7 separate regions of the Homo sapiens genome follow, and regions 1, 3, 4, 5, 6 and 7 are each linked to region 2. The links are chromatin contacts, found by Hi-C or POLR2A ChIA-PET in ENCODE. All regions are on one chromosome and are shown on one strand. The core of a region is the stretch at or near the end of the contact, and the rest is flanking DNA. Distances in the headings are between cores, read along the strand shown.

Evidence for each region. Hi-C counts contacts between places; a loop is a spot of excess contacts on that map. ChIA-PET counts read pairs that join two places held with the same protein, here RNA polymerase II (POLR2A). Pooled maps may share reads with other maps.
Region 1: a map with no recorded cell type shows a loop between it and region 2 (7-fold over the local background). The contact joins the promoter of FBXO30 here to the promoter of STX11 in region 2. A Hi-C loop is called at or near these places in 5 of 37 single-sample maps with no recorded cell type and 8 of 50 pooled maps.
Region 3: a loop to region 2 is called in a map with no recorded cell type, with 5 times the contacts of the local background. The contact joins the enhancer-like site here to the promoter of STX11 in region 2. A Hi-C loop is called at or near these places in 2 of 37 single-sample maps with no recorded cell type and 3 of 50 pooled maps.
Region 4: a pooled map shows a loop between it and region 2 (7-fold over the local background). The contact joins the promoter of EPM2A here to the promoter of STX11 in region 2. A Hi-C loop is called at or near these places in 8 of 37 single-sample maps with no recorded cell type and 10 of 50 pooled maps. POLR2A ChIA-PET finds 5 or more read pairs at or near these places in 1 of 52 experiments (GM12878).
Region 5: a loop to region 2 is called in a pooled map, with 4 times the contacts of the local background. The contact joins the enhancer-like site here to the promoter of STX11 in region 2. A Hi-C loop is called at or near these places in 1 of 168 maps with a recorded cell type or tissue (naive thymus-derived CD4-positive, alpha-beta T cell), 1 of 37 single-sample maps with no recorded cell type and 4 of 50 pooled maps.
Region 6: a pooled map shows a loop between it and region 2 (8-fold over the local background). The contact joins the promoter of HIVEP2-DT here to the promoter of STX11 in region 2. A Hi-C loop is called at or near these places in 1 of 168 maps with a recorded cell type or tissue (naive thymus-derived CD4-positive, alpha-beta T cell), 18 of 37 single-sample maps with no recorded cell type and 12 of 50 pooled maps.
Region 7: a map with no recorded cell type shows a loop between it and region 2 (4-fold over the local background). The contact joins the enhancer-like site here to the promoter of STX11 in region 2. A Hi-C loop is called at or near these places in 7 of 37 single-sample maps with no recorded cell type and 8 of 50 pooled maps. POLR2A ChIA-PET finds 5 or more read pairs at or near these places in 1 of 52 experiments (T-cell).

What each region holds. Positions count from the first base shown.
Region 1 is chr6:145,813,514-145,816,213 of GRCh38, reverse strand. It overlaps FBXO30 (F-box protein 30), which reads left to right and starts at 1,419. Exons shown (of 3, transcript NM_032145.5): 1 at 1,419-1,611. All of the region lies in intron 1 of EPM2A-DT (EPM2A divergent transcript), which reads right to left. RefSeq lists enhancers at 329-398, 1,456-2,010 and a silencer at 1,239-1,778.
Region 2 is chr6:144,149,071-144,151,770 of GRCh38, reverse strand. It overlaps STX11 (syntaxin 11), which reads right to left and starts at 1,254. Exons shown (of 2, transcript NM_003764.4): 1 at 1,068-1,254. RefSeq lists a silencer at 1,128-1,567.
Region 3 is chr6:145,863,900-145,866,599 of GRCh38, reverse strand. All of the region lies in intron 2 of EPM2A-DT (EPM2A divergent transcript), which reads right to left. It also overlaps a transcript of SHPRH not described here. Among named protein-coding and RNA genes, the nearest start is that of FBXO30, 50 kb to the right of the region's middle. RefSeq lists an enhancer at 1,208-1,377. Within about 2 kb of position 1,304, at least 6 of the 41 ENCODE cell types and tissues checked have a DNase peak (open chromatin) inside an H3K27ac peak, as active enhancers do.
Region 4 is chr6:145,734,261-145,736,960 of GRCh38, reverse strand. EPM2A (EPM2A glucan phosphatase, laforin) reads left to right here and starts at 1,441. Exons shown (of 4, transcript NM_005670.4): 1 at 1,441-1,763. The coding sequence starts at 1,463. EPM2A-DT (EPM2A divergent transcript) reads right to left here and starts at 2,092. Exons shown (of 3, transcript NR_038246.1): 1 at 2,041-2,092. RefSeq lists enhancers at 1,027-1,076, 1,097-1,146, 1,157-1,216 and a silencer at 1,377-1,966.
Region 5 is chr6:142,925,541-142,928,240 of GRCh38, reverse strand. All of the region lies in intron 1 of HIVEP2 (HIVEP zinc finger 2), which reads left to right. Among named protein-coding and RNA genes, the nearest start is that of HIVEP2, 18 kb to the left of the region's middle. RefSeq lists silencers at 7-96, 998-1,567. Within about 2 kb of position 1,345, at least 34 of the 41 ENCODE cell types and tissues checked have a DNase peak (open chromatin) inside an H3K27ac peak, as active enhancers do.
Region 6 is chr6:142,945,188-142,947,887 of GRCh38, reverse strand. It overlaps HIVEP2-DT (HIVEP2 divergent transcript), which reads right to left and starts at 1,399. Exons shown (of 3, transcript XR_001744397.3): 1 at 1-1,399. It also overlaps a transcript of HIVEP2 not described here. RefSeq lists an enhancer at 133-182 and silencers at 223-632, 1,213-1,432, 1,483-2,112, 2,343-2,572.
Region 7 is chr6:142,841,658-142,844,357 of GRCh38, reverse strand. All of the region lies in intron 1 of HIVEP2 (HIVEP zinc finger 2), which reads left to right. Among named protein-coding and RNA genes, the nearest start is that of HIVEP2, 100 kb to the left of the region's middle. RefSeq lists an enhancer at 863-1,152. Within about 2 kb of position 1,422, at least 12 of the 41 ENCODE cell types and tissues checked have a DNase peak (open chromatin) inside an H3K27ac peak, as active enhancers do.

The DNA of each region.
Region 1 (2,700 bases), core at 170-2,669, 1.7 Mb before region 2:
CACAGAATTTTAAAGCTGGAAAGGGCTCTAGAGATAATCTATTTTAGATCCTTTATAAGAGGACAGCTAAAGCAAAACAAAGGTCTGTGACTCAATCCAGGACAGTGAGCATTGAGCGGGGCTATAGTGTAGCAGCACCTACATCCTCTCCCACTGGGCCATCCTGCCTGTTTCCCCATCCTGACCATGTAGCTCTCTGGACAGTGGCTCTCAAGGTCTGAACCGAGGACCAGAGCCTGTCTACAGCCAAATCAGGCAAAATAAGGGGAACAGATAATTTTTCAAAAAGTTAATCATTTAAGGAATCAACCTTTACTCTGTAATCTAAGTTCCTAACTCAGTTTTTGTTTTGTTTTGTTTAATTTACGGATCTGAAAAACCCACAGGCTTTCTCTGTAGGATAGCAAATTATGTGTGAGCTCTCTTTCCCAAAGCACAACAGCAAGGGGTAAAGATGCAGCCACAAAAAGGATGACAACAGTGTTTTCCTGGCTCTGCCCCCATCCCCACTGCCAGGATTACAACCATCTTTCCTTTGTTGTAATTCTCTTGCGACGGGGTGGGCAGGAGTCCCCGACAGAGGGGTGGGGGCGGGTGAGCGGCTCCCAACACCCAGAGCTCGGAATCACTGTCCCTCGGCCGTAGACCAAGGCTTGGTGGTGGTAGCGGGGGCGTGGACATCCATCCATTCTTTGATACAGCCCTGTGGGATTTCTTTACTCCCCAGTCATATGTAAGGTACACTGCAAAAGCGGCTTCAAGTCCCCTCCCCAGCTAATTACCTTCGCGGAATGACGCCTCGGCCCCTCACAGAAGCAGACCCTGGTGGGCTGTCCCGTCCGGGCTCCAGAGAGGCTCCGCCGCCCGCCGGGATCCAGGGCTGAGCTCTCCCGGGGGGAGGTAAAACCCGACAGGGGATAACGGGTCACAGCACCGTCCTGGCACTAAGTCACGGGACTTGGGCACGCTGAGTTAGCCGGCGGGAAGGCCTGTGGCGGCAATCACCAAAGGTCGAGCAAGGGCGCACCCATTTCCTCCAAAAATGAGCTAAAGGGAAAGCAGTGCCCCAGAGTCAAGGGATCGGGGCTGCTGCTCCTTCGACTAGCGGCGCGAACAAGTCATGCTACTTGGGCCTGTTTCCTCAACTGTAAAATGAGGGGTCTAGGATTCCCTCTGGGAATGTACGATTCTAAAATCGAACAGGGTTTGGTAGCACCGCCGGGGCGGAGCCTTACGGGGCGCCGCGGGAATCCAACGACAGGACTCGCCACAGTGGGAGCTCTCTCCAGACCCTACTCTAGCCACGACGCTGCGGGGTCAGAGGGCGGCGTGCGCGTCCCCGCCGGGACTGCGTGCGCGTCCCCGCCCAGCTGTCGGCAGAAGCCGGGCCGGGTGGGCGGGGCGCAGCGGGGCGGGGCGCGCGAGGAGGGTGGCTGCCTCTGGAGCAGGCCGGGAGAAGAGAAAAGGCGGCGGCCCGGCTGGGGAAGAGGGGCGGAGGAGGCGGTTCGGACGGCTGTGTGGGGTACGGAGCGTCGCCGGGACAGAGCGGAGCAGCTGGGCACGGCGTCCAGGGCAGCTAGGGCCTGGGCCGCGGTTCGGCCGCGCCGGCCGGTGAGTGACGGGAGGCCCGCAGGGGAGGCCGGCGCCGTCCGCGCTGCGGCGGGGACGAAGGCAGCGGCCGGGCAGTTTGAGGCCGCGGCCGGGACCGAGGCGCTGGCGCTGGCGGCCGTGGGGTTGACGGGCCCGGCCTGGAGCAGAGGAAAGGCGGCTGACCCCGGTCCATGCGCGTCCCGGGTCGGCCGTCCGGGCGCCCTGAGAGGGCGTCCGCCGCGCTCGTGTCCTCGCCGGGCCGCATGCCGGGCCAGCCGTTGAGGTCAGCAAATGGCGACTTAAGCCTCGAGGGCACCGACCTCCGTGTCCCCCCCAGTTTGTGTGTCTTTGTATTGGGAAGGGACGAAGGAGGAGTTAAACTTAGGGAACCCTAAGCTTCTCGTTCCGTCTGGTTTTTAGAAACTTGGGTTATTTGGGGACAAATGGCTTAAAGTAAGACTGGGGAGGCATCATCCACTGTCTGCACGGGATGAGCAAAGTTGGTAACTTTGCCATTCATGGAAGTGAGAGGATCTTAGCCTTAGCCTCGGTCCTTATTAAAGGGGAACTTCCTTATTTTGCAGACCTGAGGTTATTTGTGTTGTTCCAAGACCTGCGCCTTGGAACTCCTTTGCTTGGAAGGGGTTTATAGAGCGCGTGCTGAATTCAAAGTAATCTGCCAGTATGTTTTTAACGGGTATATTTGGGAGTATAGAGGCAAAGAGGCAAAACAGTATGTGTTTACCAATGTCCTAGTACTCCATTTCCCTCTCCCTTTCTCTTGTTTTTCTTATTGAGCCCTGTTGTAAGTCCCAGATAAAAGATGCTTGGGAACGAATTGACCTTTTATTCCATGATTACTTCGTTGACTCTGATCCAAGATGAAGTTATTTATGGGCATTCTGATATCGGTGTAGATTAATTTAAAATCTTTTAATACAAAATCCCAAACTTTTTAAATTTTAATTTCCATTTGCTAAATTTCAATACTGTTTGTTCTTTAGAGACCTATGGAAATTATATTAACAGGTTTTGCATTTGCTCATACTAAGGTTTTCCAAAGCAGTCCAATTGTTGACATGGCAAAAGGAAAAGAGTAGCATAAAATAA
Region 2 (2,700 bases), core at 5-2,504:
AATATTTTGATTTTAGAGAGTTACTTACAATCACCACATTAAATGATACCTTTCTCCCATGCAGTGAAAATGACAGCAAAATGGTCATTGAATAATGAAATTAATTTTCTCTTGGGCATCTGTGGCAAAGCACATGATTTCAATGGTTATCTTAGATCAGCCCAGTGACCTTTACTGGCATGTTGTAACATCAGGCGCCTTAGGAAACTGAAAACTCAATCGTCACTTCCCATACCACTGCCCCAGGTTGGCAGGGCAGGCATTTCACATCTAGAGTCTCATTTTAAAGCAAGCCTCGCTTTTCAAAAGTTCATTAACAAAGTCTCACAATTAAGAGAGCAGCCCTGTGACTCATTTTTGGATACCTGTAAATAACAGCTCCTCCCTCTGCTGAGAAACGGCTGAAACAAGTGCGTGAGAACCACAGGAAGTAATACAGATCTCAGCTGGTGTCAGCGGAGTCTAGAAAAAGGCAGAATTCCCTCTCAGGACGGCGTGGCTCTCGCAGGCATTGCCACTACTTCTCTCCATGTTTCTAAAACAAAGTCTTACGTGGGCTTCGAAGGGACTCCTCGAAGGCTCTATCAATTTCTCCGTCTTTCCTGGCTACTGAGTGACACCGCCAAGTTCAAGTCAAGAAGTACCCATTCTGGTGTTTTTGACACAGTCACCCTACTAGGAAGTGAAGAGGTGATAATAAAAAAACACTCCAGCCTTTCGATTTAAAATAAAAGTAGTCTTGGGTGGACACTTTATAAAGGCAGCCTACCAACAGGTATCCCTAAAATAATTCTTACGAAGCACTAAATCCTAAGTCCCTCAGCCTCTGAAATTAAAAGTAATTTTAAAAAATCATTCTGCTTTATATGAGAAACCCAATGCTGTGTTTCCGAAGGTGCCCAGAGGCGGCGTGAGGACCTGCGCCAGATCCAAAATCCCACCTAAGGCACAGCCGCGGGTCCCGAGCCTAGACAGTGCCCCCGCCCCGACCCGCCCTCCCCGATCTCTCCGCGCACGGGGAAAATAGTCAGGAAGAGAAATGGGGGCTCAGGAAGAGAAAAACAAACCTGGACTGGGAGCGAGAGTGCGAACCGAGAAGCCCCTCTCCCGGCAGGGCGCGCGTCCCCTGTGGGCGCAGCGATGGAGAAGGAAACCTGTTGCGCGACTCCCGGCGGCTCCGCTCCCGGCGCCTCCTGCGGCCGAGGCTGAGTTCCTCCACGGCCGCCCGAGCTCCGCGCCGCCGCGGCCGCATCTGGGCGCCGCCGGCTCAGCCCCCGCCGCTTAGGAAGCGACCACAGCTGGGGACCAGGCCCCGCCCCGGGATGACAGCGCTGGGGCGCGGCGGCAGCCGGCTCACAGAGCGCGGGTTCCCGCCCCACCCAGAGTCCATGCGCTCGGGACCGCCCGGAGCCGGGGACGCGCTCCAGCCCCTCCCGCAAGCCCAGGGGCGTTCCCGCGGGCTGCGCGGACCGGCGCGGGGAGTGGGATGTTTGCCGCCCAAGACACTTCCTCCGCTCGTCCTCTGGTCCCCAGGGCAGGGAGCGCGCTGGACTTCCCCCGGGAATCCCCGCTGCGCTGGTGACATTTGCAGTCCGGTGCGTTGCCGCGGCGAGGACGCTGGAAGCCGTCTCTGAGCGTGGGTGTGGCTGCGGAAGCTGCGGCAGGTCCTGCATCCCTGGGACCCTCGAGGACGCGGGCGAGGAGCCTGCGGTCACACGGAGGCCGAGCACCGCCTTCCCAGAACCCTGCCGACCAACCTCTCTCCAGTCGGCCTCAACACCCGCCGGGCTCATCATTCTCTGGATATCAACTGAGCGTCCCCTTGTGTGCCCACCGCGCTCAAAAATACTGCCAAGACCCACCCTCCAGGTCCCGGCACTTTAACGGGGAGGGATAAATAGAAAGTGTGGATTGTGCCAGGTGGTGGTAAAGCACCTTGAAAAACAAGGCTGAGGCTGAAAAGTAAGGAAGTGATACTCAAAAAAGGAAAAATCGGGCCGGGCGCGGTGGCTCACGCGCGTATTCCTAACACTTTGGGAGGCCGAAGGGGGAGGATCTCTTGAGCCCAGGAGTTTGAGACCAGCCTGAGCGATGTGGTGAAAGCCTATCTCTACAAAAAATAAAAAAATTAACTGGGCGTGGTGGCGCACGCTGTGATCCCAGCTGCTCGGGAGGCTAAGGTGGGAGGATCACTTGAGGCTGAGAGGTCAAGGATGCAGTGAGCCGAGATCGCGCCACTGTACTCCAGCCTGGGCGACAGAATGAGACGCTGTCTCAATTGAATGAGAAGAAAAAAAATAAAACTAAAGAACGAATCCTGCCTTGATGGCAGAATGTTTAGACACAGGAACCACCTGAAAGCTCCCAGTTGCCAAAGATGGAACCATTTGAGCAACGAAGTAAACTAAACAAGGTAGTATTGGATTACAAGCCAAAGTAAAAAAATCCATGAGTCTACACTGATATAAATAAATAATTGAATAAATAAATAAAAGGCGGAGAGGAGACAAATCTCCTATACAGAATAATTCCAAATAATTTATGTAGATCATGTACCCTAGGCTGTGCACAGTGACTTCCTCCAAAATAGTACAATGTGGAAAGGGAAAAACAGTAGGTTTACAATGGAGAAAGCCGACAGACACTACCCCAGCCAGATGTTCTAAGCCAACGTCAACAATCGTGACTCATTGATGGCAT
Region 3 (2,700 bases), core at 55-2,554, 1.7 Mb before region 2:
GTTGCTGCCACTCATGCTGCTAATAATGTCTGATAATGATAAAACCACGTCCTGTTTGTCTTGTATTTTATCATAAAGAGCACTTTGATGTGCAGATTCTCTTTCCAAGGTGTTAGGAAAACAAAAGTAGATAAGACACATTTTCAACCCTTAATGATCATTTCAATCCAGTTAATTATAACTCGTTTAATCCCAGAAATGTAGAAAGGAGGATAAGAGAGTTATTATTATCCCCATTTTCCAAATGAGGAAGCTGGGTGTTAAAAAATAATTTTCAGAAAAAGGTTAAAGTGTGACTTTCATACAGATATAAAAATGAATAGACGTTAAAGATTTTGTTTAACACATTCAATGAGGGAAGCAGACAGATGTTACAACCATTTCAAAAAAGAAGTCAAGAAGCACAAATTTATATGGCATAAAAGAATATTGAAATTAATGGCAAATGAAAGCAACTGTTTTTCCCCCTTGGGGATAAAGGTGAGGAAGAGGGAAGTCAATAGAGCTTGTGGTGCACAGGACAGAATTTGTGTGACTACCAGGTAAGTTTAACAAAGAGTTGTAAAATAGCTCCATGGAATCAGATCACCAGAGGAAGGATGCATAAATGCATAGATTTCCAAATAGGGCCTGGATGTGAATCTCAGACTTTCTGACACCAAATTCAGGTTTGTTTCACTCTACCACATTGTCCTAGCTTCTGCAAAAGGTGCTCTTTTGTCACCTTAAGTCAAAGAAAGTTACCAAAAAAGAAAAAAAATAGGAAATGAAAGCATAAAAGGTAAACTGGTCAGAGGTTTCCTGCTATTCTGCTTTGTTTAGAAATTCTCACTGAGGCAGCCAGTAAGCCAAGATGCAGCTGAACCCAACTCTTGGAGAGATTGCCCGGGCCTCTGCCCATACTGAGGCACAGCTCCTGAAATGAAGCCCGCTTCAGAACTTACTCAAATGCATGTTGCTTCTTATTGCAGCTGGACTAGTAGCTTGAACTGTGATGGAAATTAAACGTCTGCTTCTAAATCCTGACAGGAATCTCCTAAACAGGGTCAAAGGCCACCTGTCTTAGTCAGCTCAGGCTGCCATAACAAAATACCATAGACTCAGTGGAAACAATAGATTTTATTCGTTCATTCATTTATTCATCCATTTTCACACAGTTCTGGAGGCTGGCAGTCCAAGATCAGGATGTCACATGGTTGGGTTCTGGTGAGAACTCTTTTTAGCAACCATCTTTTCATCTACTTCTATGTCCTCACATGGGAAAGAGAAAGTGAAAGCTCTCTGGTATCTCTTTATAATGGCACTAATCTCACCATGAGGGCTCCACCTTCATAATCTCATCTAAATCTAATATCTCCCAAAGGCCCCATCTCTAAACGTCATAACATTAGGGGTTAGGACTTCAATAGTTGAATTTGCATGGGGAAATAATTCCATCTATAGCAATGCCAATATGTGAACTAACTAACAGGCTTAAGCCAGGTACCTGAGATGGTCACAATTATGGGCAAGAAGATGTTCAATCCAAATAATGAAATTATAGCAGTTTACAAAAATGTTACAATTTATGTTTCTGAATGTTCCATACTAGAAATAAATAGAAAGGCACCACGGTCTCAAAGTGTGTGTGTGTGTGTGTGTGTGTGTGTGTGTGTGAGTGTGTGTGTTTATAAATTTTATTTGATAGTTTCAAATTACTAGGCTGAAGAAAGAAGAACATTAGCAAAAAATGATAGTGGCATTAATACATTTGCTCACTACTAATGACCTAAAACGTGGCAATTCAAAAGGAACAAATAATTATTTCAGTGTAGACTGTCACAGAATCTAGGGCATCATCAAACTTTGATCCCTTTGGGCTTTTTACTTGGAAAGAATGCAGTTTCTCTTTTTTTTTAACCTTAGCTTTATTCTCCAAACATTTTAAAATTTAATTCATGGGCTATTATTTTGTTCATAAGCTAAGTGGCTTACCCAAAAAAAAAAAAAAAAAAATTTCTTTCTTTGTACCAGATTGCTAAATACAGCCTCTTTCCAAGAGGCTTTATTGTTTTGTTGTTGCTGTTTTTATTTTTTATTTTTTAATTTTTAATTTTTTATTTCCACAGGTTTTTTGAGGAACAGGCGTTATTTTGTTTTCATGACATCACCCCATTCTCCCACCCCTGGTCCCTGACAACTGCCATTCTACAGTTGAGAGATTTGGTGATTTGTGAGTTGTTTTTTATTTACTTTAAAAATTTTTTGATTTGTTTTTTATCATCTTTTTCAATTTAGAGATGTTTTGCACAAGTAAAAATTATGGGGCTTATTCAGTAATACATGTCTGTAAGGAATAAACATTAAGAAACCCAAATTAGGGTCTAAATTAAGGAATTGTGAAACATGAAGAATAAAGAAATGAGGAAGTGAGAATATAGATGATAGACCTAAGAGATTTGTCTTAAGTTATGGTCATACGACAAGGAGAGGGGAAGTGATCTAATTTGTCAACAAGATGAAATAATAAAGCACTCACATAAAGAAATGTAAGTTTATATATGATGGTTTGCTTTGCAGGTTTCCTGGGACCACAGCACAAGCCAGACACTCACATGATGCAAATTACTTATGTGGATAAATAATAGATATGCACATATCACAAGATATTTTAACAAAATCTATTTAGCAACAATTTGCTAGTAATACACTATGAATAAT
Region 4 (2,700 bases), core at 192-2,691, 1.6 Mb before region 2:
GAATATCTTTTAACAGCAATTTGAATAAACCGACTCACATGCCACTGTGATTTAATGTGTGATTTGCTGCCGAATCAGCTGTGTTTGGCCAGCCCTTCTGTCTTCACATTTTTCATAGTGTTTATCCTTAAGCTTAGCAACCAACCAAACTTCGAGTGGAATATCAACATTCAAGAGTAAAATGTATTATTAGTTTTCTAATTGTTCCACAAGAGATTGAGTTTGTGTAGTTTACATTTTTGCACTTTCTGTTTTACTTATATCCTCAACGCATGAAATTTTGGCCTGTTCCCCTTTACTATTCACAAACTTCCAAACACTGGTAAAAATGCCTTTGTGTGTCTTTAATTCACGTAACAGATTTGTGTTATGTTAAATGTTAGTGAATATATAAACCTAAGAATACAAGGATAATTTTGTTAAAGAATCAAAAAGTATCAGGACATTCGTTTGTCTTATGGCAGAGACAAATTGAAGTTCCCCACCAAGATATACGTATTTTGGATTTGGGCCAGACAGCTAAAAAACCTGTTTCAACTTAAAACCCAAAAAGGTTTTAAGTTGAAAAAATAATGCTGACTTTTGCTGAAAGTAAATTTTAAACAAAGGTTTTTTTTTTTAATTTACTCCATTAAAAATGCATACATTTGGACAGAGCGAGACTCTGTCTCAAAAAAAAAAAAAAAAGCATACATTTGTAGTCACAGAATTAGTTTTTGTTTTGACCTTGAAAAGGACTTGAAAGTATTTACTCCAAACTTACTTTACACATACTAAAAATATAGTTTTTGAAAAAAGAAAGTTGATGTGGCTTTTCAGACAAGGGAATGGTAGGTAATGTTTTGCATCAGCTCCGGGTCTTGGGTGATCTCCACCAATCAGAGATCCTTCAGAGCTCGTAGGGTCTAGAAAGATCATTATTTTACACCCTCATTTTACAGACAAAGAACCTGAGACCTGCTAGAGTAAGTGACTTGGTTAAGATAGGGAGCGCTCCAGAGACCAGGTCCAAGATCTTCCCCCGTTTCACAATTAGAAGGCGGCTGTCTAGAGGTCATTCCCTTCCTTATGATCCTCATAAAGTTAATTTCCAGTCTCTTGGAGAGAGAACTGGACGATCGCCTGGCTTAGAAGTTTTCCTCCCTCCCCGAACCCCGTTTTCTCTTCCATTTCTTCCGGTCGCGTGTCCCCAGCGCCCACAGGTGGAAATCAACCGCCCGCGGGGTTGCGGGGCACAAAGAGGCAGCTAGCGGCTCCGCTGACCCCTTCCCGCCGGCCTGGACGAAGTCTGGGCTCGGGAGCCGCGTGATGCATCCCAAAGAAGGCGCAGAACAGCACGTGTTCTCCCCGGTGCCCGGGGCTCCCACACCACCGCCCAATCGCTGCGGCCGCCTAGTGCTCGGGCCGCGCCTGCCGGCCGCGGGGACTCCGGGCCCGGGTATTCGCGCCGCCGCCGCCCGCCATGCGCTTCCGCTTTGGGGTGGTGGTGCCACCCGCCGTGGCCGGCGCCCGGCCGGAGCTGCTGGTGGTGGGGTCGCGGCCCGAGCTGGGGCGTTGGGAGCCGCGCGGTGCCGTCCGCCTGAGGCCGGCCGGCACCGCGGCGGGCGACGGGGCCCTGGCCCTGCAGGAGCCGGGCCTGTGGCTCGGGGAGGTGGAGCTGGCGGCCGAGGAGGCGGCGCAGGACGGGGCGGAGCCGGGCCGCGTGGACACGTTCTGGTACAAGTTCCTGAAGCGGGAGCCGGGAGGAGAGCTCTCCTGGGAAGGTATTGCCAGCAGACGCCTGCCCCCGGCGCAGAGCGGGAGCTCCGGCCCGCACCCCCAACCGGGGCCTCGGCCTCGGGCAGGCCCCGCAGGCCCCGGCGGCGCGCGTCCCGGGCTTTTTGCCCGCGTCCCTGCGCACTCCCCGGGCGACCTGGGCTGACCCTGCTCTGCCGGCCACGCTGTCGCCGCCAGCCGCGCCTCCGGCTTCCTACTGATTCCCTAGACCCGTATAGCGCTCCCGGCCGCCTTCCCGCCCACTCTGTTGCCTGCCCCTCTGACCTGGTTTCCGCACATCCAGTCCTCAGCTTCTTTCCAACCGCGCCTGCGTCACGGGCCAGTGCCCTTCGTCTCCCGCCCGGGGCTCCCTTCGCCCTCCGAGTGCCCCTCGACCTCCGAGTCCCCCCCTTCGCGGGTCCCTTGGCTGCCCGGCCGCGCGCCGCTGATGGCTTCAACAGCCCAACTCCGCCTTGGTTGGGTTTTGTGTCCTCATTTTCCTGCTCTAATTCACTAAAAAAAACCCAAAACGATCCAACCAACGAAACTAGCGTTTTCGCTAATCCTAGACAGCAATGTGCTACTTAGATTTTTTTCATAGATATTGAGAATGAACTAATGGAAAAACGTTGAATATTTCCCTTTTTGGATTTTTTTTTCTTTTTTAATCCCAGATATATGACAATTGAGACATGACCTGATTTCTTAAAATACTAAAACAATACATGCTGGTTGTAAAATAATAATAAAGAAATGTACATAGTGAAAACTTACAGTGTTTCCTCCACACATCTTAAGCACACTGCTTGTACACATTTATGTATGTGATATATGCATATACTTTTTTTTTTTACAAAAATTGTATAGTAATTCTGAATTTTTGCTTTTCTTGCCTAACAATATGTTAGGGACATCTTTCACTGTCACTACACGTAGATATGTATT
Region 5 (2,700 bases), core at 96-2,595, 1.2 Mb after region 2:
TAGTTTTAGCTTCTCAGCAAAATCCAGCGGAAGGTACAGAGATTTCCCATGTACTTCCTGTCCCCACATACACACAGCCTCCTCCACTATCGAAGTCTTGCGCTAGAGTGGTACATTTGTTATAATCCAAGAACCTACATCGACACATCATGGTCACCCCAGGTCCATAGTTTACATTGTTTTAATTCATGTCCTGATGTGAAACATTGCTTAGTTCAAATGTTAGAGATGTTGACACAGTAAAACATCTGTAATGTTTGTTCACCATGAGAACAGAATCTACAATTTGTTTTGTAGTTGACGATCTGTCTCAAACTGCACAAGCTGAAATTAAACTATTTCAATTTTTTATTTCAAAATGATCATAAAATACCTTATGGCCTTATTTTTAATCGTTATTAACCGTAAGCCACAGCTTCTCTACAATTACACATTGTTATAATCTGGTTTATGGCTTGAAACTAAATGGAAGGCTGGAAATTTAGAAGGAGACTTTAAAAATCTTTAAGAAACATGAACAGGTAATTTCCATTTTAAAACACTCTGGCTAAAGGTTTTGTTGGCTATTAAAGTGGATAAGTATAAGATTGAAAGATTCTTAAGAGATTCTGATTGTTAAAAGTATTAGTTGAGATAGGATAACTTAAGGTCCTAATAAATAAAAGGAGTGCAGTGGGTGTTTTCATAATGAAAACATATAGAATATGCTTTTAGAAACGTCTCAGGGGGCCTTCTTGCCTACTTTCACCTTACTGGAGCTCTGCAGTGAAGAAATGTTCCTTTTCCTGTTTTATGTCTGACAGTTATTTACGGAATTCACAATTGGAAAGGAGATAGAAAACGAGGGGAAAACAACTGCAACAACACTTACGTGATTTTTCACTTTTGATGACTTGGAAATAATCCTAGTGGAAAAAAGAGTCATCTTTAGGGAAACTGCGTTCAAAATTACGCTGAGGAAAGTGCGCCCGGCCAGTGCGTCCTCCAAACACCTGGAAACGCACGCCTTTTCCTCCCCGTGGGAAATCCAGGCGGTGGAGGAGGGCAGCCTGCAGTCTGCGGCTGGGAGCGCTGGGCTTGCGAGCTCGGTTTCCTCCGGGAGGAAGAGCAGCTCTTCCCCGCGGAGCCCCAGGGCTGGCCTCCGGTAGCAGCGCTGGGCCGGCCGGGGACGGAGGCGCCGGGAGCGCCAGCGGGAGAGGGGAGCCCTGGCCGCCCGCCCCGCGCCGCCGCGCCGCCGCGCGCTGCCTGCCCTGGACGCGGCTTGAACTTTGGCCCCCCGTCCGCTGACACCCGAGGGAGCATGAATGCAATGACGTCTCCGCAGGGCTCAGCTGCACAACAGGAAATGCTCTCGGCCTCCCCCCTTCCTGCCGGGAGAAAGTGGGGCTCGCCGCGCCCGGCGGCCGCCGCAGGGCCGGCCCAGACCTAGTTTCTCGGCCGCGGGCCCAGCGCCGGGAGCTGGTCCGGGAGGGAGAACGCGCGCCCCGGCCCGGGTTCACTGGCCCCAGCGTGTCGGGGGACTCCACGGTGCGGAAAAGCCCGGGGGTCAGGGGACAGTTGGGCTCGCGGGGACCACAGCACTGGCACCTCCCTGACTCAGAGGACGCCCAGTCAGGTGGGCCCGGAGCACCGGGGGCTCCCGAAGTGGGGCCTGATGGTGCCCAGGAGCGCTGACCTCAGGAGGCCTGAGTCCGTTTGTCATTGCCCGGATAGAATATACGCTCTTTCTTTTCACAAAGCCCTCACAGGAAACCTTGTTTAACTCTCCCTCTAACTGCCACCTTTTTACTTTGTTGTGGAAACAAAGATATGAATGTTTAGTGCAAAGCACAAACATCATGCCGTTAATACACTTCCAGACAGAATCATTACAAGAAAATGATCTCAGTGTTCATGATTTTAGCTGTTGTTATTTAGGGAATATGATTAATTTGGTTTAAAAGAATACTAATGATCTTGTGAATTTGAAGACAGTGTCAAAGCCCTGGATTTATTATACTGAAATTATTAGATGGACTTTTACTGTTTTTATAATAATATTATTTTGCTAGAGGTAGACGTAAAAAGTTGAACACAAGCAAGTTAACCCAAGCTGTTAAATTTAAAAAAAGTTTAAATTTGCATGAATCATCTTTAGAACTATATTTAAGAATCGATGTTTAGTACTAATAATCTATAATTTAGTAACTTGAATCTTACGTGTCTTCCATACTTGCAGGTATGATAAAGAAGAGTCGTATCAGCTGAGCAGTCGTGATTGTGATTACGTCCCTGGTTGACTCATGAATAGGCTTTGTAATGGTAGATTGTTCTTTTGGACACACAGCCAAAATGCTAAAGTTCACTGGGAGGTCTGCTAAGGTTTCTTACATCAAAGAGTTGACAGAGAAAGGACTTACTAAATGAAAATATTATTTAGTAGTTTCTAGTAAACCTCAAAAATCATTCCAAATTGGAACATACACTATGTTTACATGTTTAAGTTAAACTGAGTCATGAAGCTAACCGCTGACTTATGTATGCTTTCAGTAGTGTTGCCTAAATGTTCTCATTTAAAAGAAGTCCCCATAGGATTATGAGATGTGCATATAGTACGATGTCATTTTTCTTGGGAAACTTTCAGCTTACTTATGCAATAAGGAAATTTAAGGTTATTTGAGTACATCTGGAATAATAGCTTTAGATTTTTGAAATTTGTCT
Region 6 (2,700 bases), core at 150-2,649, 1.2 Mb after region 2:
GGGCTGCCCTTCCTTTGTAATGCACTCATTTTTAATGAAAAGAGAAGGGGATATTTTATATGTCCTCACATTTGGTCCCTTTCCGCGAAATTTGAAACTGGAGACACAAAACATTCCGCAGTTGCTGGTGAAATACCTGCTTTAAAAGCAGAACCACAGTTATTGTCTTTGGCCCGGAATTCCAGAGACTCATTTCCACCCCTCCCACGGAGTCACCTGCTCAGGGGGAACCCCGGCCAGAAAGCCGGGTCGCGCCAGGTCAAATCTTGCGCGTCTCTTGTTTACTCCGCCCCGGGCAGGGCGGCGGCGCGGCCAGGGGGTGGGGAGGACCGCTGGGGCCCGCGGCGTCCTGGGCGCTCGGCTCTGCTCCGCAGGGTGCGGGGGCTGGGGCGCCCGCGAGGTGCTGCGCGCGGTCCCCGCTGGGGGGGAGACCACCCGGAGGAGGCGCTCCGGGACCCGGCCCCCCTCCCCAGCAGTCACTCGTCGCGCTCGGGCACCGTGGCACCCTAGGAACCTCCCCCGAGGGTGCACACCAGTCCACATAGGCAGGGTAACGGCCCGAGAGAGCCCCGGTGTCCCCCGGGTGTCGCCCGGCCGGGGAGGAAGCCCAGAGCTTCGGCTCCCACTCGCCTGGGATTCCCCCGCCTCCCGGCCCCGCTCTCCCAGGGTTGGTTGTGATTTCAACTCCGGTCCCTTCCGTGGAGAGGGAAGCGCACAGGCTGAAGGTGGCAGCTCGCCCCGAGGTTCCAGCGCGGCCCACCAGGAAACCGGCAGCTGCTCTTCGCGCCGCTGCCCACACCTATTTGAATCCCCTGGCGAGGGCGGGCCGCGGTCCCCGAACTGGGGGTGCCGGGGGCACCCTGGTGAGTGACCTCAGGGAAGGTAATCCGGGCGTTTCGAGCACGTGAATAGTTCGCGCGCCCGCAGGGGCACGGAAAGTGCTAGTAAAACCCTACAAAGCTCCAGAAACCCAGCCGGGAGCCACAGTCTGATTTTGCTTTTCTTGACCGATAACATAATTGTGAGTAGAGGCAGGGGGCGAGGAGAGGCCAGGGATCCGGAGTACTGGTTCCAAATCTAAGGGCACTACTAATTATACAATTCCGTTCGTCAGGAAGGCAGACAACGATTCTCTGGGAAATGGGGAAGGGGTGGGGACGGAGGACGTTTCCACATCCTTAAAGGAAATTCTCAGGCTCCTAGAGATGCCCAAGTTTTTTTGCATGACAAGTAGAGACCAGCTCTCCGGGGAGTTCCCCGCTCCGACCGAGCGAGTGCGCGGCCGCGATCTCCCCGCCCGCAGCGGCAGCCGTGGGGCCCGGCCCTGCCCTCCCGACCGCCTCCCTCCCCCGTCGCCCCGCGCGCCGCACATCCCTCTCTCGCTCACTGGCTCCAGACTGGTTTTTCTGGTTCAGCCTCCCTCCCTGGGACGCGCTGGGGGATCCGATGACGTCGTTGGCTGAGTCTCTCCCTCTTCCTCCCTCCCTCCCTCCGCCTCTCCCCCCGTCCGCCCTCGCCGCGCACTCCTCCTAGTAACTTCTGTTCGGGGAGGCGCTGCCAGGAATAACCCGGTGCGTCCACAGCCCGGGAGGGGAGGCGGCCGCTGCGGCTCCCGCACGCAGACAGCTGCGGCCCGGGCCTCGCGGCTCCCGCCTGAGCCCGGCGGCCCCTGCCCCGGGCCCATCTCCGTACAGTGTCAGAAAAATAAATAAAGGCAAGAGGAGCCTGGGCTGGCGGTCGGGATCTTTTCCCTCCCTCCGCGCCCGCCCTCCCTCTGTCCTTAAGGAAATGCTACCAGACACCCCCCACCAGACACGCTCAGCCTTGGCGAGGAGCGGCCGCCGCGGCAGCGAGAACAAGGGCACCAGGGGGGTTTCCTCCCCCTCCTCCTCTCCCTCCTCCTCCCCGTCCTCCTTCTCCTCCTCCTCAGCGGTGACTTTCCAGGTGAGCGGCCGCCGCGGCTGCGAGGATCCCCCTCGCCCGCTGGGGCTCGGGCCGCCGCGTCGCGCCCTCCTCCCGCCCCTGTCACCCGGCGGCGGCCGGGAGCTGACAGCCGCCCGAGGGGCTCGCGGCCCGGAGGCGGGCGGCCGGCGGGAGGCGGGCTGGAGGTGAGGGGGTGGAGAGGAGGAGAGCGGGGCGCCGCCGAGCGCCGTCGTTCCCCGCAGGAGGGTCTCCGCACAAACATCTTCGGTGACTGTGGCACAAGTCTTTGCCAAGTTGTGTCTTGGACCTTGACGCTCCACGGAGCCCAGAGCAACTTGGAGGGTCTCCCGGCTCGTTCACAGCGTTCCTCCACGTCTCGCGTCTGGGGTGCTGGGTGCAGCCTCGGGGTGCGCGGAGGGCGGACCGGCCACCGCGAGAGCGGAGCGGCGGGAATCTAGGTCCCTCCTCGGCTCGGTAAGTGGCCTGGACGCTGGGTTTTTCCTGCCTCCTTCGGCGCTGGGAGCTTGTTTCACTTTATATTGGAATCGCCGCCGCCGAACTCCGTCCCCCGCTCCCCGGCGTGTGCCCCCAGCCCCTTCCCGGTGGCCCGAGGGTGAGGGTCGGAGGGGGCGGGGATGGGGGAGACCGCGGGAGGGGTGTCGGGCGCGTGGGGAAATGCGGGGAATACCCTGGCCGCGGATCTATGCAGATGAGGGGAGGCTGCTTTGCGTAATGTCCTGGGGGGAGGGGGCCGCGCGGGAGCGCTGGAGGCAGGAA
Region 7 (2,700 bases), core at 173-2,672, 1.3 Mb after region 2:
ACTTCCTTCTTGCAGCTTGCAAGTATGCTCATCCCTCTGCAATTCTCTTCATTAAAAAAAAAAAGTTTAGAGATTGAATGTTTATGTTTGTATTGACCTGTGGAATCCTCAGTTGCTTTTCTGTTGAATCCATTGTGCAATACCCAACGTATTGTGGGTTGGTAGGAAAAACTCTTTTAAGATTAAAAAAAACACATAAGGTATAATTCATTAATAATTTCATTCTGTTTCTGGATATGTTTTCTTCCCATTGTCAGCCAGTGTGGGAGGAAAGAGAAGAATGGAAGAATATTGCTGGAGTTGAGGGTGTTGTGTGGGTATGTGCCATCCGAAAGTATGTTACAGGAGAAAAAAATTCTTTTTATAATAAAAGTAAAATTCAAGTACTCGAAGTAACAGAAGATTATTAAATCTATTGTAGTGAAAAGTTATGATTCTAATGCTCTGAAAGTCTTAATCATTAAAGACATATGTTAACCAAAGGCATACATATGCATAAATATATGTACAAAAATGGTAATTTTGTGCTCCCAGGCTCAAACCTAAAATGTCATTCATAACACTATTGCTGCTGCCAATGGAGAAAATTTGCATAAGACTAAGGCAAAACTACCCATTCTTTCCTGTCCTGGAATAGAATTATAATTTCCAAACCGACAAATTTTAAACAAGGCCAGAGTTTCCTTTCACCTGGTTCAAAGTGAATTCTGATTAAAAGCTTCCAATGATAATATCTATAACCACAAAGCAGGCTCACCGTAGCTTTCTCTTGTGGGAACTCTAGGCTCTCCCTTCTAGAATTGCCCTTAGTGGTGGCCTGCTCTTTCTTTCTCTACATCCACCCCTTCCCTTAACTTGGGGCTGCACACGTCCAGCTTGCTCTATGAAGCCATTTGCGACCACTCTAGTCCCCACAGAACTCTTCCTGTTCTCAACTCCTATTATCCTTAGAGTCTTTTTCACACATTTAGCTTTTATTTTTTTAAAACATACTTTTTTTCTGTATTAGCTCAGTCACCTGTTATGTACTTTATTATAACAACTGGCACAGGTAACTAGTAAGTGTTCTTAATTGGTTGATTGTGATTTCTGGTGTCTGGCTATTAGGAAACTATTGTTACAGACTACAGTCTTGCTTCTCAAAGTGTAGACCAGCGAACTTATCACCTGGGAACTTTGGGGTTCCACGTAGACTTTCGGAATCAGAACCCATATTTTTAACAAGCTCCCCTGGTGACTCATCTACATGTGAAAATATTATAAAGCACTGCTGAGGAAGGTCCCTCTCTTGGGAAAGGGTAGAGGCCCTATAGACATTCAGCTTTCCCTTCGTGCAAGTGTTTTCCTGTTGTGATTTAGGTATCTGATCGTAGCAGACAACAGCTTGCTCTTACTGTAACTACGATGTTGTCAGTTTCATCTTTACACAGAATGAATCATGTTTAAATGTGGCCAGGGGGCTCTGTCTGAGGTCACCAGGACTGTATTTGTATTCTGATTCAAGACAACCACCAGATCCTAATCACTAATATCTCTTTAAATGGCCTTTAAAAAAAAATCTTATACTAAGAAGCAGAAAGTACGATTTCCTTTTCCTTAGTTACTTTTTTTTTTTCACTTAAAGTGCTTACACCCACTCAGCTTGCTATTTTGAACTCTGGGAAAGAAAATTTGTGGGCATCTTGCAGTCTTTCAGGAAACAAGGCTTAAATTAAATATTTGCCACATTTTCTACGTGGTTCTTCAGGAAAGTGGAGAAGCACATCACTCCTTCTTTCACTCGACTTGACAAACTTGACACATAGTGTGACTTTCAAAGTGCGGATGGCAAACAGTTTCAGTTCTTATTTGCCTATCTACACACAGACGTTCAGGTCTTTTTTTTCTTCCCATTTTTTCTTTTTGTCCTTCTCTTCCCTTTCAGTACAGAGTCTAGAATTCTTCATGTACCATATCGGTTATGTAAACCATAAGATTCCTTGAGAGTACCTAGCTTTGTGAAATCAAGGAAGATAACACGTGGATTTAGTTAACATGCACAACAAAATTTAGACTATTTTCAGTCAAACTTAGGTTTAACATATTTTATTTATAATTTTAAGTGATTTGTATTTCTGCACTTTTTCTCTATCTTTGAACTCAGAACTGTTTCACAGATAGCAGAAATAAGAGACAATGGTGGGTGGAAGGGAAGGAGGAGGGCTCTAGCTAGCTGAAGCCATTCAGCTGTGTTTTAAAGGAACTCAGGGCTTTGTCATGTAAATATTCTAAGGAATAGAATGGTTACATGAGATATTATTTTGTGGTGGTGATATTGTTTACATGCAGTTTTAATTTCATTTTGGTCAAGGAAATGAAGATATTTTATTTAAGATAGGATTTTAAGTACTTGTCTTCTATTTAATCAGCATTTTCCGGCATGTAAAGGAAGTGATTTAGGGAACCTTGTGAGGAATTCACACAATTTAATTGCTGGACATGAAGAATGAAGTATTTCCAAGCAAGTGAAATGGAAATGAGGAAAGACAGAGAATCAGGAGACTTGCAGAATATAAATGTCTATTGAATATAAATGTTAAAATGTCGTATATGTAGAGATTCATAATAATATGCAATTTTTTTAAACATGGGACAACAAAATGTTGAAAAGATGCATATGTATATAATTCAACTCAATTTTAATCAGACTGCTAATGGGAA